Linked DNA regions of Mus musculus: region 2 is linked to region 1. A link is a loop called in an ENCODE intact Hi-C map of the cell type or tissue named here. Cell type or tissue: left cerebral cortex. All regions are shown on one strand. Each heading gives the region's core, and the rest is flanking DNA. Links, peaks and the distances in the headings are about the cores only. Region 1 holds the start of Hpf1 (histone PARylation factor 1). Region 2 overlaps Clcn3 (chloride channel, voltage-sensitive 3).

What was found. Peaks named below come from ENCODE experiments on the same cell type or tissue, not always from the same donor. Only the 100,000 strongest peaks of a DNase experiment are listed, where the experiment ranks them.
Region 2: it touches region 1 in a loop (2.0-fold over the local background); 2 of 42 quality-filtered maps call a loop at or near these places.

What each region holds. Positions count from the first base shown.
Region 1 is chr8:60,884,159-60,893,788 of GRCm38, reverse strand. It overlaps Hpf1 (histone PARylation factor 1), which reads right to left and starts at 3,361. Exons shown (of 8, transcript NM_028299.3): 1 at 3,253-3,361; 2 at 1-88. The coding sequence starts at 3,300. In left cerebral cortex, for the core only: no CTCF peak of the experiment used is centred there; DNase peaks (open chromatin) are centred at 3,422, 4,190 and 4,445; H3K4me3 peaks cover 1,370 bases.
Region 2 is chr8:60,944,749-60,954,378 of GRCm38, reverse strand. The region is part of intron 2 of Clcn3 (chloride channel, voltage-sensitive 3); the gene reads left to right. Among named protein-coding and RNA genes, the nearest start is that of Clcn3, 34 kb to the left of the region's middle. In left cerebral cortex, for the core only: no CTCF peak of the experiment used is centred there; DNase peaks (open chromatin) are centred at 1,342 and 4,304; H3K4me3 peaks cover 1,008 bases.

The DNA of each region.
Region 1 (9,630 bases), core at 1,066-9,065:
TATAAAGATTTTCCACTTCTTTTCGAAGGTCACTGGAGACATCAGCCTCAGAAAACTTACTCTTCTTCACCTCAACTGTCTTTTCACACTGAAATTGGCATATGAAACTTAAGTCCTCCCAACGAACTTCAACAACCACCCTTGCACACCAATATTGCTTACTGGCCAGTTTATGGGCACCATACACATTTTCCTAAATACCTTATGATTGTGAAGTGTGTGTGTGTGAGTGGCTGCTGTTGAGGCTAGAGGAGAGCACTGATCCCTGGAGCTGGAGCTGGGAGTTGCCCAACAGAGTGGACACTGTCCTGGGTCCTCTGCAAGCCCAGTGCATGCTCTTAGCTGCTGAGCCATCTTTCTACCTCCATTTTAACATGTTCAAACAAACAAACAAACAAACAAACAAAAGCAATAACAAAAGCATGAGCTCGTGATACTTAAGTAAACTCCAAGAGATTCTTTTGTGCAAAGAACACAGTTTACACGGTGGTCAAAAAATACCACCCAAAGCATGTCTCTAAATGTGCTTCTCCATAGCAGAGACAAACAAACCAAGAAGAAACAAAGGGAAAATGTAAAGCTGTCATAAAGGCATAAAAGTTTCAGCTCTATTTTGGTACCAAGATGCCATCACATCATCAGGCCTTTCACTTAAACAGACTCATCACGCACACCAGAAGCAAACGATCACAAGTAACTGGATACAAAGGACTTATCAGATAAAAGCTGTTTCTGTTAAGTACAAGGGCACACACCTGTCATGTTATTACCCAGCAACCATAGCACTTAAGAGGACTGCCTGAGCAAAGCCATCGTCGGATACATCTTTAAGAACAAACAAAACGAATGTACAATGGCACATATGCATGAGTAAGCCAGGATGAGACCAATTTCTTTGTATTCTAACCTAAAACATAAATAATGGGGGAAAAAAGCTGTTTTTTCAGGAACTCCAACCATAGTTAGGTCTGCACTACTTACCACAATCATTACTACCCTTCCACTTAAAACCAGATAACTTCCTTTTGACATTCCAAACAAAAAGAGAGGAGAGGTATGGTATAGTTAAGGATCAATATGGGAATATCCTCTGAGCTAAAAACCATGTCTTTCGGAAAAGGCTTTGTAATGCTAAGATTTGCATCTCTAGCACCCATGCAAATTAAAGGTTAAAGGATGCTATTGGAAACTGGCTCAGTGCTACCAAGGCAACTTGCTTACTTTGCGTATCTGTCTTGTTTTCTAAGTACAATCTCTTTCTTTCTGGGAACTTAGATCCTTGTGGTTCTGAATCCAGGCGAAACTCGGCACATTCTACCCGCAGCAGGACCAGCGGCACCTAGTGCTGCAGAGGCTAAGGGATACAGCTCAACGCCGCCCAGTGCGCGGGAGAGCTGCCCTCAGCAAGCCAGTGCCGCTAGAGTCGGCATTTCTCACCCAGGTGTTGATAACTACATGTTCTCAGGGGTCCAACCATATGTATTGGTAACTGTCATTCCAAGCCTACACACTGTATGTACAAGTCAGGCATCGGGTAAGAATTGTTTTTGACAGCACTGTCCTTAGGAGGTTGAAATGCCAGCCAACAGGAAAATAGATAGTTACAGGGCTTTCAAACACTGGGGAACAGTAACTAAATGAAAGAAAGAGAAGTACAGTTAGACAACATGGCTCAATCTTTGTATGATGTTCAATTAAGAAAACCCCCCAAGATTAGATAGATGTGTGGTGGTTTTAAACAGAATAGCACTTATAAATTTGAGTACACCAAGGAATGGCAGTACTGGGAAGGACTAGGAACTGTGGCCTTGGTGGAGGAAGTGTGTCACTAGGGGATAGATAAGACTTTGAGGTTTCAAAAAGCCCATTCCACGCCCAGAGTCTCTCCCTTCCTGCTGCCTTCCAGTCTAGATGTAGAACTCTCTGCTTCTCCTGCAGCATACCTGCCTGCCTGCTACCACGCTTCCAGCCGTGGTGATAGTGGACCGAACCTCTAAAACTGTAATCAAGCCCCAGCTAGGCACTTTTTTTTTTTTTTAATGGTCATGGTGTCTCTTCACAGCAGTAGAATACTGACTAAGACAAGATGTACCATAAAAGCTTTTTAAGGAAACAACAAACTCTACAAGAAGGCAAGGGTAACTCCAACTTCAGGGTGATAGCCACAGTGACTAGAAGCGGCAGGAAATGCTTAGGCAAAAAGGAAAAGGCACCCAAATGGGTAGATGCAGAACTGTGGGAGTGGTTTTACATACAACGTATTTGGTCACATTGTCCCCTTCCCTAACTCCACATGACTTCAGGGACTGAATTCAAGTCATCAGTACTATTACTCTCTACGTCATCAAGCTGGACTTTGTTTAAGACAGGTCTATTGTAACCCAGGCTGGTCTTGAACTTGTAATGTAACTGAGGAGGACACTGAACTTTTGGTCTTATTGCTTCTGCCTGACAAGGCTGTTCTCTTTAAACCACATTTTTAACTTGGTGTTGTGAGAAAACACAACACAACGAGAATAATACCTATGTTCGCCATCCACTGGCCGTTAAGCCTTAGCAATCGCCTCACCCTACCCAGTTTAAAACATAGCTGGTGTCACTTTTGTTAAACGTTCGTTTCCCTGCTTAACTTCTCCCATTAGCTACTGTATGCTTAAGGAACCCATGAAATCATGTAAGAGTCCAGACTGGCCAATCTATCACTCATCTGAGAACCCGTATCCCTTACACTTCCAGGTCAGGCTACCAAAGTAGCCGGGCAGTGGTGGTTCGTGTCCTGGAGGCAGAGGCAAGAGGGTCTCTGTGATTTGGAGGCTACATATTGAGTTCTGATCTACATATCAAGTTCCAGGACAGCCGGGGCTACAACATAGAGACTGTCTTAAACAAAAGTCTTTAATAACTCCAGGGCTTGTTAATTCCAGCATTTTCTTTTACACACCTGCGTTAACCCCAAGCAAAAAAAAAAACGAAAGGTGAAATGTTTGTTCGCGTGTGCCTCGCCGCCCTGGCAGCTCCTCCAGTTTCCATCAGCTGGTTAGTAAGTGAATGAGTGAGTGAGTGAGTGAGTGAGTGAGTGAGTGAGTGAATGAATGAATGAATGAATGGTCCGTCCGCTGGCTGCAGAGCTTCGTGGGAACTGGGCTGGCGCTGGAAAGGAACGACTTCCCCGGGCCATTGCCCCGCAGGGCGGCCCTCGGCTCCTCCACGGCCCATAGCGTCCCCATACCCAGCGCATCCCGCCTCGCCTACCTGCGGTCCCGCCCCGGCCGTCCGGCGCTTCCCGCCACCGCCAACCATCCCGCAGCCGCAGCGAGCGAGCCAAGGCCCGCGCTCCTGCCGCTTCCGAGCGCCCGCTAGTGCTTCCGGGTTCAAAAGCCGCCAATCCGAGCTGCCGCTTAGCCACTCAGAGGCGCCAATTTAGAGACCAGGCTCCGCCCCCTGAGACGGAGGAGGACGCAAGGCCCGGTCCGCAGACCTGGGGTGGCCCCGCCCCCCCGAACGCAAGCACCGCCCCCTGAGCTACATCCGGGGCCCCGCCCATTGCCTAGCGCCAGCGTGCGCTAGAACCTAGACTATATGACTATTGAATTTGGGTTCTTAAGGAGCGATAAACTTCGTCCTCATATGCTCAAGAGAGATAGCTTTAAGATGCTGCCTCACTTCAGCCTTTTCGTTTTCTTTGTTTCTACTCATTTAAAGAATTAATTTTTTGCACTCCATCCCTTTCTCTCTTTTTTTTTTTTTTTTTTTTTTTTTTCCGAGACAGGGTTTCTCTGTGTAGTCCTGGCTGTCCTGACTCAGAAATCCGCCTGCCTCTGCCTCCCGAGTGCTGGGATTAAAGGCGTGCACCACCACCGCCCGGCTTCCCTTTCCCTTCCTATTGCACTATTGTCTAACACTAAGTAAACCTATCTTTTCTCTTTTCTTTACCTCCCTCCATTTCCTTCCCTTTATCTTCACATCCTCTCTCTCTCTCTTTCTCTCTCTCTCTCTCTCTCTCTCTCTCTCTCTCTCTCTCTTCTCATTTCTCTGTTCTTCATTCCTAATACAATTCGTTTTTTGTTTTTGTTTTTACAAATCTTGGCTATGCTTAGTGTAAGCCCTGTACCACGAGCAGCTGCAGCACCCCGAGCCAGTTTAAAAAGGCACACTGTCAGGCTCTACCCAGAGCTTAAAAATCAGAATCTGACTCTCAGGAAGAACACAGTTTGGAAGACACACTCCTCCACCACCTTCCCCTTCTCTTCCTTATTCACAATTTGTATACTCTCATTTTGTGGAACATATCCTTGGTTTTAAACTTATTTTATTTTTAGTTATATGAGTGTAGATTTGTAGATTTGTGTGTGTGTGTGTGTGTGTGTGTGTGTGTGTGTGTGTGTGAGCGCGTGTCCCACAGATGGCAAAAAAAAGGCATCGGATTCTCTGGAGATAGAGTTATAAGTGGCAGTGAGCCACTCGACGTGGGTGTCCTGCAAGGGCAGTGTATTACTCTTCACCACTGAGCCTTCTCCTCCGGTTTTGAGGAGCACTTCAAACCAGGGGCACAGCTGCTCCCTTGCTGTAACTGGGGCGGGAGTGAAAGAGAAAATAAAAGACCTAAAGGTCGCACTCCCTCCATCCTCCTCCTACCCCACTCATGTACTCATCTGGTACATGTTTCACACCAGCTGAAAGAATTTCAGCACACCTAACAATACTTGAAAAGACTGTGATAATATAGGCTAAAGTCTTTAGAGAGCTGTTTGAAACAAGAGTGTGGAAAACAGCCAATAACCCATACTTGGGATTAGAATGTTTGTTTCCATATGACCTTTCATACTAACCTTTATCTCATTCACAATCCTAACCAGTGCACCTCTTAAACTACTTTATAATCTCATTTACAAAACGAGATTCTTTAAAATAAGCGAATCCATTCTTTTTACATTTAATTTTAAAACTTTAATCTTTGAGGCTGGTTATAAATTACATTATTTGAACAATGTAATTTCAAAATCTCTATCAAATATAGATTTTTTTTACAAAAAGACATTAAAGCACATCTCTTTCTTATCCTGTTTTGTTTTTGTTTTTATTTATTTGTTTCATTTATTTTTGTTTTATCTTTTTTTTTTGTTTGTTGGTTTGGTTTGTTTGTTTGTTTTGGTCAAGTTGACCTAGGGTCACCTGGGAAGAACCTCAATTGGGAAAATGCCTTTATCACATTGCCTGTAGGCAAGTCTGTGAGGCATTTTCTTGATTAATGATTGATGTGGGAGGACCCAGCACCCCGAGGGCTTTGGTACCCCTGGGCAGGTGGTCCTAGGTCCTATCAGAAAGCAGACTGGACCAGGCATGAAAGCAAGCCCCGTGCTCCACCGTGGTCTCTGCTTCAACTATTGCCTCCAGGTTTCAGTGTGAGTTCCTGAGTTCCTGCCCTGACTTCCCTTCATGGTGGAGAGGAAAGGGCTTATTTCTTCTTATAATGCAAATGTAATATCTTTTTAATTACTTGTTTTGTATTGGTATTGAGTGTACCCCTTGGAGCCCAATAGAAGAAAGGCTGGAAATCTGAATAATCTCAGAGTGTGTCCTCCATGTAAACAGGTTCTCCAGGGAAATAGCCCATAGACATTCATTCTTTGTCTGTCCATTTTGTCTGTCTATTCACCTATTCAGTTCACATGATGGTCGAGAAGTTCCACAGTTTTCTCCAACTTGGGAACTCAAGAAAGCTACTTCTGTAGTTTGAAGCTCTGGAATCCAGGATGCTGGTGCTTAGAGTGGAGTTTTGGGCCTTAGAAATGAAAACTATAATCACTGAACACAGGAATAGAAGGATGACAAAGCTCGAGAGTTCTAGCTGGGGAAAGGGAATAGAGCAAGGGAAAAAGAACAAGAGGAGAAAAGGAGGAGGAAGAGGAAGAGGAGGAGGAGAAAAAAGAGACTTTCGTTTTATCCAGACCCTGAGTGGACCTAATGGTGCTCATTAACACATATGAGGATAGTCTGTTTTATTCTGTATTTTACATACTTTTTATGCATTGTCATCTGGAGTGATGCTAATGAACTTTATATTACATGAAATTTCTATGATGACATCAGTACCCAAGATAAACAACTTAGAGAGAGGGAAGGGGATTTCTTTTGGCTCAGGTTTTCCATTCATGTAGAGAGAATCTCTTGTGCACTGTGTGGAAGCAGCGGCTGTCAATAAAAAGCTGTTAGCCTATTCAGCTTCGGCAAGAAATAGGAAGAAGGCATTCCAGCAGGGAGAGAGGATTCTGGGATGAGAGTCAGATGAGGGGAGAGATTTGCCCCAAATGTTAATGGAGACAGAAGCACGAAACTGAGAAGAGGTAACCAGCCCTGTGGCATTCATAGAACAGAATAAACAAGTTAAGTTATAAGCTAATTAGGAACAGGCCCTCATGTATAGCCTAGGCATTTATTAAGATACAATTCAGTCTCAGAGTTGTTATTTGGGGAACTTGAGTGTGGGTGGGAAAGCCTGTGGTCACATGTTCACTTAGCTCAGCTCTGTGTTTCTGGGTCTGTAGTAAAGCAGTCTATCATGGTGGAAAATGGCAGTAGGAGAACGTTTCTTGCCTCATGGCAGCCTAGAAGATGAGGTAAAGTAGGATGGTTCTAGGACATGATGGACTCTTCACAGCCATATCCCCAGTGACCTATTTCCTCAAGCTTCCCCAATTTCCACCACTTCCCAAAAATGCCATTGAAATCTAATTCGCCAGGGGATTAACCTCCTGATTAGGTTAGAGTTTTCAGTATCCAATCAGATCTGGCAATGACCCACAGGGGTGTGCTTTATTAGTCTCCAGGCATCCCTGAATACAATCCAGCTGGCAATCAAGACTAGCCATCGCAACGTCTGTCTTTAAAATGAAAGTAGGAACATTAACTGCTGGTTGCCAGGGCGTCTGATTTCCTCCAGGTAATTATGACGTCATGTACACTTAAGCCAGACGGACTGATTCAATAATCCCAGTCACTCAGGAGGCCTGCAAATTTAAAGAGTGAGTTCAAGGTCAGTCTATCCAACTTAGTGAGACGTTGTCTCAAACTAACAAAAAAGATGGTGACTTAGGCTCAGGCTATAGTGCTGGCCAAACATGTGCAAAATGAACAATGAAATTAAAAGATGAAAAATATATATCCAAGAAGATTGAAGGAATTTAACTCTGTAAAACTCTGATGAATTAGAATTTCTCCATTGACTTCCAGAGCTACGTGGGGACAAATAAAATATAGAATATAAAATTTGAGATAGCATAACTCCAAACTTTAACACCAAAGAATGTGCTAACAAAGAAAAGATCCTAATACAAGATCCTATCACAGATCCACAATACAAGCTAAAAAAAAAAAAAAAAATACATGCACAGCAATAAGAGTAGCTATGGAATATATAGTTCTTTTTGTGTGATGTTGTGTGTGTGTGTGTGTGTGTGTATGAGAGTTATATCTACATGTGTATGTGTATATGTGCACATGCAGTGGCCAGAGAAGAATGGTCTATCATTTTCTGCCTTATTACCTTAAGACATGGTGTCTTATTAAACTTGGAGTCAGGGGTGGTAGCCAGAAAATTTCAGTCGTCATCTTGTCCCATCCCTTCACACACACACACACACACACACACACACACACACACACACACACTCACACACAGTACTGAGGCTATAGGCTTGCACATGGTCATACTCAGGTTTGGGGATCTGAATTTAAATCGTGCTTTCAGAACAAGGGCCCCTACCCACTGAGCCATCTCTCTCTCTCTCTCTCTCTCTCTCTCTCTCTCTCTCTCTCTCTCTCTCTCTCTCTCTCTCTCTTTTTTTTTTCAAGACAGGGATTCTGGCTTTCCTGGAACTCACTCTGTAGACCAGGCTGGCCTGGAACTCAGAAATCCACCTGCTTCTGCCTCCCGAGTGCTGGGATTAAAGGCGTGCGCCATCATGCCCGGCCTGAGCCATCTTTCTAACCATAGTATCCTTGCGCGCGCGCACACACACACACACACACACACACACACACATTCTCACACACTCATGCCACAACACATACACATACACAACACAACACACACATATTCACACATACACCACATTCACACACTCACACCACAACATACATCCCACAATACATTTTATTCCTAAAAGCTATTGAATTTACTATGTATGTGGTGGAATGCTGAGGAATTATGGATTGTAAAAGAAAAGATAAGCAAAAATTTTTTTCAGGGTGCATATCTGAGTTGCTTATATAGTGCTCAAACCAATCCCAAGCCCATAAATCATCAGCCAATCATCTCACCATGCTATCACCGTGCCCCAGTGAGCGCCCTGTCTGATGAAGTTACTCAGAAGGAGCAAGGGGTTGTGGAGTGCATCATCAGTTAGGACTTCCAGAAAGACAAGGGAAGCAGCCACTGCCTTGGCCTCAGTTCTTTTTGTTGCCTCACCAGTGTTCTGGAAGCCATTTTGGTTCTAATGTCATTTATGGCAGATCAGGACTCCTTGAGGACTCCCAGGAGCCTGTGGCACCTGACTCCCCATCCCACTTTTCCTTCACAAGGTTGACCACTACATCCCCGACATCTCTGTGTGTGTGTTTTTGTGTATGTGTGTATGACACAGGCCCTATTGTATTCTGAGAAACAAATTATACACTTCAAATTTCACTGTCGTGGGATGCCCCGTGCAGCTACATCCTGCGTGATGTACTCAAGTGTGCTTGGTGATGAGGGTATAAAGCACCTTGCTACCAAGAGTCTCCATATGCAACCGTACTGAACTCTGATGGAAAAATAATGTTCTCACTACCTGAAAGCTTCAGTAGCAGCCAAGACGAGATGAACTACTAAGCAAAAATATTTTATGAATACTTTAAAAGACTGATTCTAGTCTAATTTTAAGCTCTGACTAAAGGGACAAAAATCTTTAAAGGTTTATTTCTTTCTGAGAGTTTGTGTTCTTTTAAATCCATATTTAGTATCTTAAATAAGCATTTGTTTCAAGATTTGCTGAAAATTAAAGGCCGGACAACTTCTCACGTATAACTCCAGGTAGTGCTGTGTACAAGACTCTCAGCACTGACATGTATTCAGGGCAAGATGACCCATGGCATGGGACATGTGTAATGGATGATAGTTCACCACATAAGCTCTAAACCTTAATTTGGGCAATCAGGAGTGAAATGAGTCCCTGTGACAAGGGCCATTGTCCATCTATAGATGACGACACTGGTATTGAAAAAGCCTAGAGGCCCCCGGGCATTCAGAATCACCTCATAAAACAGGACCCTGTGAAGGACTGGTGATAGTAAGGAACAAGGAAATCTGGGCGATTATGTGATGTCCAGAGGAAACAGAACTTTGAGGAGAGTGAAGTTTTGCTAACACCCCCCCCACCACCACCACCACATTAAAACTTTGCAGAAACATCATGCGGGGTGGATCCCAGGTGGTTCAACTCTGAAGAGCTGCATTAACCTCCGACCCCAGAATCTGACCTATTTTGTGACCACTTGACCCTGAAAAATTATTCAGCTGAGCAGTGAGTAAAGTGTTCTGCTCAACTATGCTTGAGCCAGATCGATAGCTCTAGGATCATATAGCCTTCAGTT
Region 2 (9,630 bases), core at 1,053-9,052, 61 kb before region 1:
CCCTGATTGTTTGCTCTGTGGCGATTAGCAGTGCCTCAGATCACATTGGGCTCTGACTCCATCTTCTGTGTGAACAGCTTTCTGTTTAACTCCAAAAATAAGCTGCTTTTCCAGCTAGCTGAAGTCCTGTGGTCTGTTGGTTGGCACCTGCAAAGTGGTGTTTTTATTGCTGTGGAAACTTATATTTTCTTTAGTTTACACAGTGAAATCAAGTGCCCATATACCATTCTGTTTTGACTGCTGCCAATTACCATGTAGACTTTGTATCATAGAGTAATAGTGAAAGCTCTTAGCTGCATTTTATAACATTTACAAAGTAAAGAACAATTCTTTTGGCTTAACATTTTTTTAATGTAATGTCTTAGCTAATTGACATACTATATTGTCCCCCATAGGCATCTTGTACAACTTGATAGGATAAAACAATGTAGGTTTCGTTTTTATACATTTTGCAGAATGGAAGTCGGTAGTTAGAGAACAGATGAGCAGCCAGTGTAATGGTGTAAATCTTTCGGCAGGCTCTGTCTTAAAACTAACTAGGTGTTTGTTAATTAAACTGATCTTTTGTTCATTTTCTTAAATTGATTATTTTTTAAAAAATGGTTGGCATTTGTTGTTCTAGAAATTAACTTCAAGAAACATTCTTTAGCTAGATGACTTCATATATGAGTCATATTATTTGCTGATGTTATAAAGTTTATGGTTTAATCCCAACTAAATGAGGAAGATTTAAAATACATTTTGTATCCTGACAATAATTTTAAGTTGTATGGAATTTAGGAATTATAATGCATTCAACAGATACTGATTACGTTGCAAACTGCAAAACAATAATTGGATTCTAAACAGTTGCAACTTTACTCTGTAGAATTCTGTGCTTAGTAAAAGGTTTCTTTTTATATTTTGAGGAAAAACTAAGATCATGTCCCATATATTGTGCTTTCCTTTATGAATTGTATATGTGTGCATGTATAAATTAGGATTTAGTAAAAAAATAAATAAAAGAAATTATTCTTTGTACTTTTAGAACATTTCTTCTAACATTATAAAAGTATAAAAAGTACAAAAAATAATTTCTCCTAATGATGTTCTGACATACGTGTGTGTGTGTGTGTGTGTGTATCTAAAAGTATAAGGAATAAATTCTCCTAAATTTTTACTCCCTGGTATTTTTTTCCTTTTCCTGATAGAGTTTCCCTGTGTTTCTGTCATCCGTTTCCTGGTAATATTCGTATTGAACAGTGATTATTCAAATGTCACATTATTTACTAATATGGGAAATGGCAAAGGCAGGCAGACCATACTTTCTCTGAGTGAAAACAGCATCCGTTTGTTAGTACTGATTAACTAGAAGGGTTGGGCAGCACTATCTGATAGTCTTGGCAGTGCAAATTTATAGACTGCCTGTGTAAAAATGTACAAGAAATAAGAAATGTCATAACTTATGTCAAATGACACGTACAGATTACCAAGAGAGAAATTGAAAAAAATATTTCTGGGACATTTTCTTAAATAGTTCCCTGGAATCATCTTGAAGGCCTGACCACTGTCAGAAGCTCAGACGTGGTCCTGATTCTGATGAGACCTTCTCTGTTAATACAAGTGGTGGTTTTAGGAAGCACTGCGTTTGCTCAGTTATGTATTTGCCTTACTTGACTGTCCCATATCATTAAGAACATAGGGTAGTGTCCTAGTGTCTATGTGTGAGAAAGCATTTGCTTTCCATAATTTATGACCCTGTGAAACCATAGGTCAGCACAAAGGAACTGGTGATATGAATATAGGAAAATAGCTTAAATCAAGCAAAGTGCATCAGCTTTCCTGTGAAGACAAAATGCAGTAATTAGAAATAGATCTTCAGGCTGGTAAAGGGAAAAAAGGTGAAATTCAAAGTATAAAATTGTAAAGGCTGTTGGTAAGTAAAGCTGGAGGTAGGGATTAGCTCTGTGGGTAATTAGGCTTAATCACCACTTTTCAAGGTGGAATGCTAAATAATTAAGCTTTTTACTTTAGTGCATAATATAGCATCTGAAAGAGCAAGTAGACTGAAAGTTGAAGTCATTTATATATTACTTATTAGAAGTTAAAATCATATTTTAGAAATAGCCTTCTTTGGGGGTAATTCTTTGTACTGCTGGTTTCATTCACTATGTTGGCTTTCTTTGTGAAGTTGAAGTAGTTTGGGATTGAGTTCTTTCGTCTACTAATCCCTTTGCATGGTTTTGATTTTAAAGAAATGTTTTTCTTATATTTATTTTATTCATTGTGTGTTACTTGGGTGTCACATGACAACTACACAGTGGCACTTGTAGAAATCAGTTCCTGTCCTTCAGTCATGTGGGTCCCAGGAGTTCAACTCTGGTCATCAGGCTTGGTAGAAAGTTTGTAATCTACTGAACCTTCTCACCAGGCCCCAGGCCCTAGACTGGCTTTTTTTTTTTTTTTTTTTTTTTTTTTTTTTGATGGACCTAGAAGGAACAGGTTTAATATTCCATTTACTCCATGTAAAAAGCCTTTAAACATTATTTGACTACCTGGTTTGTTTTTTTTTTTTTTTTTAATTTGAAGTACTTATGGAACTCTGTGTTTATAGAAATCCTAACTAGGTACTGTGGAGAGCGATGACAGCTACAGGAGTAATACTAATAGCTAAAATTGAATAGAATTGATTCACATAATTTGACCCTTCTCATCATTTGATCATTTTCTCATTGCGTACAAGCCTCAAACGACTGGTCCTTCAGTCTGCTGGGGGCTTAAGGCTTCTGATGTTGAAAACAAACCATGGAGGATGCTAGTCTCCTGAAGCTGCTGTTAGACTGAGCGTTCCATGGCCCTTTAGGAGAGGAAGAGAGAGACAAGTGTTTTGGCAGGTGGTACTAAGTAGGCCATTTTTCTGTGAACAGGGGAATTTGCCAGGTGTCTGTGGTGGAGAAAATGGACTAAGTGCAGTGTCAGGGAGTAGAGAGCTGGCCAGAGAATGATGAGCTCTGCTGCATCATATCTGTCAGCAAGTTTCATTGTGAGGAGTAGAGGCAGCAGTGAAGGCGATGATTTAAATCTTTTCCCTACCCTATAATGTAAACACATTTTTCTTTCCTCCTGAAATTGTAGTAGCTTTCCACTTGTACAAATCCAGATGTTAAATGCATTCTTGTTGTCAAAAGGATATCCTATAGGCTTCTGATTAAAATAATAAAAAATTATTTGATATTACTAATGCTTGTTTTATAGTATTATTTGTCTTCATTTGTTATAAAACAGATCTGTGGTCAAATTTATACTTCCCATTATATTTACATTTTTAATAAAAATCCTAAACATTTTAAACAGACACTTTACTATGATTTATTTTAAATCATCTCATGACTTATCCTACATCAGAAATGCTTTGTATATTCAAATCTCAGGAGATGAGCACACCTCTTACCACATTTACTAAATTTGCAATGTTGATTTTTTTTCTTGCAGCAAGTTTTGTGCTTACATAGGACACTAGTGACCTAAATTGTACTTTACAATTTTGTTTTTTATTTTTAATTACTGTGCTTAATATGTAGGGTGTTTTTGTCCTTTGTATGTGTCCAAGTGCATGAGTGTGCATTTCTTCCTTTATAACTCAGACCAAAACAAAATTTACTTTAACTTCTTTTTTTGTAAATTGTTTTGATGCTGTATCTGCATCATTGCATATGCAGAGATGAGAAGTGAAGTTTGAACCTGCGTTCAGTATGCATAGGAGCTTGTAGCTACCTTGTCTAAGGCTGCTATTTATATTGAGGTGACAACAGAACATAAAACTAAACAGCACATTGAAGTAGGCAGTGGGCTCAGCAGTGGGTACTGGTTAATTGCATGCCTTCTTTGGGATTTTTGTATTAGCTTCTAGGTCTTTGTGGTTTAAGTAGTTAAATATGACTGGATGACTGAACAATTTTTCAGAGTACATACTGTTATATTTCATTTATACTGTCATTGATCTAGCCACTATCAACTGATCACTTACTAACTGCAGCTGTACATACAGATAGAGCACTCATATAGAACTTTATATATTTGACAACCCCCACTCCTACCCCGTTTTGTGTTTTCAAGCAGTTTTACGTGGTCCAGGCTGCAACCTTGAAATGTAGTTGAAGATGATCTTGATTGTCTGATCTTCCTGCTTCTACCTCCCAAGTGCTGGGATTAGATTTTGTACATACTAGGTGATTAGCTACCAGATGAGTCACATCGCAACCCTTTTTAATTTACCCAGACTCTGGGACTTCTGTTATCAACCTACATTCACCCTTCCTCCCCTTACTAGGATGACGATCCTTACTACTAAGCTCCTAGAGGAGAACACATACGTGGCTGCATCTGTTGCTCTCGAGACAGACATAACTGTGTCAGGAGACTGTTACACATGGGTTTCTGGCTCCTTCTTCCCTAGTGTTCAGTGTGTGCTTAAGTTTATCTGCTGTGATAGCAGTAACACTGGAAATGGCAAGTTCACCCTTGTGTCTTTGGAACTTGGCCTGGAGGTAATAAATGACAATCTCATTAAGCAGTGGTATGCCTGTTCTATTTGAAAATAGGTGTTTGAGTGTTTGTCTGTGAGAAAACCATTAGTTTGCTGTTTGTATAACTATGGGATTTATTACTGAATCCTGTTTTCATTTAGTACAGATCATCAACTATACATTGAAGCTTAGTAGGAGGTACATAAAGATTTTTAATTTATGGAAAAGTAGATAATCTTGATATTTATTTTTCTCTAGTTTTGTGTCAACCTTTTAGGTTTAAAATGTTGGTCAGAAAGAAATTTACCAGTATTTTTCAAAAGATGAAGAAAATGAAAATTGAAAAAATCACTACTTACTAAACAGTTTCATTTACTAAACTTTGATTTTATTTAGGTACATATCTGTAAGCTGTATCAGTTAGGGATGCTGTAGGCTACAGTCTAAGGGCTTAAAAACTAGTTTCTAAGTGTCCACCTAGAGGCATGGTTCAGTTTGATGAGCAAAGGTAGGCTCTCCATGGTGTAATGAGTCTTGAACACCCTGAGGGTGAAAGAGGGGCTGTACTGTTAGCATAGCAGTTTTACAGTGTATAATCTGTGAGCAAAACACTGCCCAAGGGTGGGAATACAACATTTTCTCCTCTTTTGTTTTTGAGGTTTTTGACTAATTATTCTGAACCTACTCTTGAGACTTGACCTAAATATATATCTTCCAATCATGAAATTATGTTTTTTGACCCTATTATTAATACAGTGGCAGTAACTTTGGAATAAATGCATAGGTTTGGGTGTTTATTCCACTACTTACTTACATTATGGTCTTGATATTATTTCATTGTATTCTTTCTTTGTTTTTCAAATTTATAAAATAGATAATAAGTCTTGCCTTATAATGATGTATTGAGTGAGCTGTACTAAGAATCATGTCTATTGCACAATAGATATTCCACAAGTGTTAGTAGTTTTTAATGTTTTCAGATGTGAGCTAGTTAATAGATCTAGCCTTTGCATGGAAAAGCTACTTTAATTCTGATGTGGCCCACTTGATATACTTTTCTCATTTATCATGTATCCTTTGTTGATAAATCTACTTGACTAATTCAAGGTCACAAAACTCTTACGTTTTCTTCTTAGGGTTTTGCAGTTTTAGCTAATTCTAATTTTGGATCAAAACATTTGAGTTTTTGTTCATGTATGTGTGAGTTGGGCATCTAGTTTCATCCTTTTGCATAGATAGCGTTCCTCAGCATCATTTGTTCAAAGCATTATTCTTGGGGCTGGAGAAATGGCTCAGTGGTTTAGAGCACTGTCTGCGCTTCCAGAGGTCCTGAGTTCAGTTCGCAGAAACCACGTGATGGCTCTTAGCCATCTATCTTAGGATATGATGCTCTCTTCTGCCATGCAGCTGTACATACAGATAGAGCACTCATTTACATAAAATAAATTTTTTTAAAAAAAGAAAAGATTATTTTTCTCTATTAGAAATATATTTTTAATATATTTATGTACCTTAATTTTTCTACAGATAAATGCATTTTATTTCCATAGTTGTCTGAGCGTTATAAAGTTCTGTGGCTATAAAAGAACAAAATGAAGCTAAAAAGTCTTCTTTGTATAGTAAGTAGGAGGCCAAGTCTGTGTACATGCAAGCCAGTCTGTGTACATAGTTCATTAGCTGAGTAGTTTTTCTAAGTCAGATCTTTCCGTATTTTTGATATTTGAACTGTGAAATTGTCACTAATTACATTATTGATCATTTCTAAGTGATTTACCTTTGTATACATATTAGTATAATTATGATTAGTTAAAAATTTGAGAACCCCCTCCACCATCTCTAAAGTTGAAGAACTTCTTGTCTAAATGAAGAACATAGCTTTTTCTCCCATTCTCTTTTGCATGTTGTCCATGTTTGGGGTTAAGATTAATACTAAATGATTTGATCATTGATGAATGTCATAATATGATTTAATTTGATGATGTCTTAGACACAAAATATTTAAATAGGTTAAAGTTTGTGGGTATTTTATTTCCTCTTACCTGTCAGTATTAAGCTTTCTCATTACTTACTTGCTTCTAGTCTATACACTTGCTTCTAAGCTAAGAGTAGCTGACAAAATGGACCTATGGGCTAAAAGGTTAATAAGTAATATGTGCTGGATCACAAAGCTAATAGGTAGCAGATCTGGAATTTGACTTTCAAACCTTCTAACACCAAAGTGCATTAAGGTCATGAAAGTTCTTTTCTAGGCTCCTCTGAAGAAAGATATTTGTCCAGCTATTCTTGGGATCCAAGTAGTGGGAGCCAGCTTACATCCTTTTGATGGTTGTTAAAATGGATTGGTTTCACTTCTTGTATTTGTATGTTTGAATTTTATATAGCCAGCAGCTATTTTTTATAGACCCCCCCTTCTTCCCTCTCATCCCCCTCCCCCTTTCTCCCTCTTTTCTCTCCCTCCCTTCTCTCCCTCATAGAGAGTTCAAATCCAGTGCCTGGTGCTTGGTTCCAGCCTCATACTCATCTTTTTCTTGGCAGAGGCATGTATCTTATAGATCTCATCAAGGTTTCCTACTACATAGGGCAGAAGTTTTTTGTTTTTTAAAGATTTATTTATATTATGTGAGTACACTGTAGCTGTCTTCAGACACACCAGAAGAGGGCATCAGATCTCATTACAGATGTTATGAGCCACCTTGTGATGGCTGGGATTTGAACTCAGGACCTCCAGAAGAGCAGCCAGTGCTCTTAAGCGCTGAGACATGTTGCTAGAAGCAAAGGGACACCAAATGGGCAGAATCAATATGGACCTCTTGCATAACTAATACCCCTTTGATGAGGATACAGTTTTATTATTTTATCATTTTAAGTTTGGAGATATACCTGATTATTAGTAATGAATATTTAGTAGTGGGCTTTGAAAAATGGGACAAGAAAAAGTTGAAATTAATTATAAAAGATGACTAAGAAAAATATATAATTCAGATAATGTTTGCAATGGTCTAGTGATCTAAATTTTTAAGTTATAGTGTATCCTAGAAAATATATTCATCAAAGTGATATGTGTACATTTAATGACAGAACTTTCATAAAGTATGAATGAATAGCTCAACATCTAAACAAATATGGCCAGCTTATGAGTAAGTCTGCTCTATGTATTTCACATCCAGGAAATGGGAACAGTTGAAGCCTATCTTTAGTCTATAACTTTCTTCTTTACTTGGTTCTCTTCTAGTCTTTGTACAGCATATCTCAAGGAATATGGCAAAATGGTGTTTCATATGGCTTCCAGAAATTCTAAGCCCCTTTCCTCACAGAGTTTTGAAATCTAGAATATCATCTCTTGTGATCAAAAGTATTTGCTTTTATGATTTTCTTTTTTGTATGGGTTTCAGAATTCTTAATTAACTTATCCTTATTTTATATATGTGTTTGTATGCATGTATGGTTGTGCACCACATGTGTGCAATGCCTGTGGAGGCCAGCAGAGACCATCGTAAACCTGGAGTTATAGATGGCTGTGAGCTCTCATGTTGCTGCTTGGAAATGAGCCTGGGTTCTCTGCAAGAATAGCGAGTGCTTTTCACTGCTGAGCCATCTCTCCAGCTCCAGTAATACTGAAATTTTATGTTCTACTCTTTTACCTGGTAATGCATATATTTGATGGTCAGTGGGAGTTTGTGGGCAGGATAAAAATAATAAGGTCATGGAACTTCATTCTTAGTTCCAAAAGGTACTCGCCTACTTGTCATTAATGTCTCTACAGATAAGCAAATGAGGGCAGCATTTGCATTAGAAATGACATCCTGTCAGTTTAGGTTATTAAACCAATTGTAAGAGATGCTGAAGGCAAAGAAAGGCATACTAATCAAGGAAGCAGTGGCCTGACTGCCTCTATTTTATCCTTGAAGACCTTCGTTTTCCAAAGCTTATTTTTATATATCAATTTTAGAAAAACTGTATTATAATTTATATACTAACCAGCTCGTACAAGAGAATACCCTACATGTCCGAGAACTTCAACTTGTGTTTGGGTAATAATTAAAACTTGTGTACTTTAAGGCATTGAAGGGTGATGTTTATTAATTTGTTGCTTACTAAAAACTTTAATCCACATGTAATTGACTTCAGTTTACCTCATTTTCGCATATGTAACTGAATCCTTATACATATCTACATGCTGTGAACTGTATACAGAGATGTATTTGAGATACTTGATGGCTGTTATTACAGTTACACAGTTATACCTTTAAAGTCACTCCACTTGCATATGTATGCATCTCTATGATAAATTAGAGAAGACTGAAGCGTCTGTCTTTTCTTTCTCTTTGTTACAACTTAGTTTTTGTGTGTTATTTGGTGGAACAAAGTATATAAAACCATTTACAGGCGTTCTATACTAACGAAATATTAAAATTGTTGGAAATTTTTGATTTTCGGAAATCTTAATTTGCTGCAGTTTTGTGAATTGACATGTTGGAATAGTTTTCGTAGGGTAGTTACTTCACAGTCACTATATTCAAGATACATGAATGATAAATATAAGTGTTTGCTGTGCTCCTGTTTTCCTAGTTCATAAAAGTAAGAATAGCAATCTTTTCCTGCTTCTCAGTTCACAACTGTATAGGAGAAATAGATATTCTATATGTATATCTTTATGACACAGTCTAGAAATGCTTTTCTTGGTTCTAGTAATGTATTATTGTACAGGTATGTTGAAGGGTATACAAGTTCTGAGTTTTACATAGAAAAGTCGTGAAATCAGAAGACTACGTAGCTCTTTAGCTCCGTTCAGATAAGAGCAACATAGGTAAGAATAGTACTAGAATCTCTAGAGCCTTTAGTAGTTGATTTGTGCCTGTGTGAGATGTGGTTGCTCTGTGTGTGTGTGTGTGTGTGTGTGTGTGTGTGTGTGTGTGTGTGTGTGTGTGTGTGTGTGTGTCTGCGCACACAGCTGCATGTGGAAGCATGGTGTCTTTCTCAGTCACTCAGCATTGGATCCTGTGATTCTAGAGTTGCAGGTCTTTTGCTGGGAATGGAACTTGGGTCCTTTGGAAGAGCAGCAAGTGTTTTTGTACCTTTGTACCATCTCTCTAGCCCCCCCCCCTCATTCTTTTCCTTCCCCCCC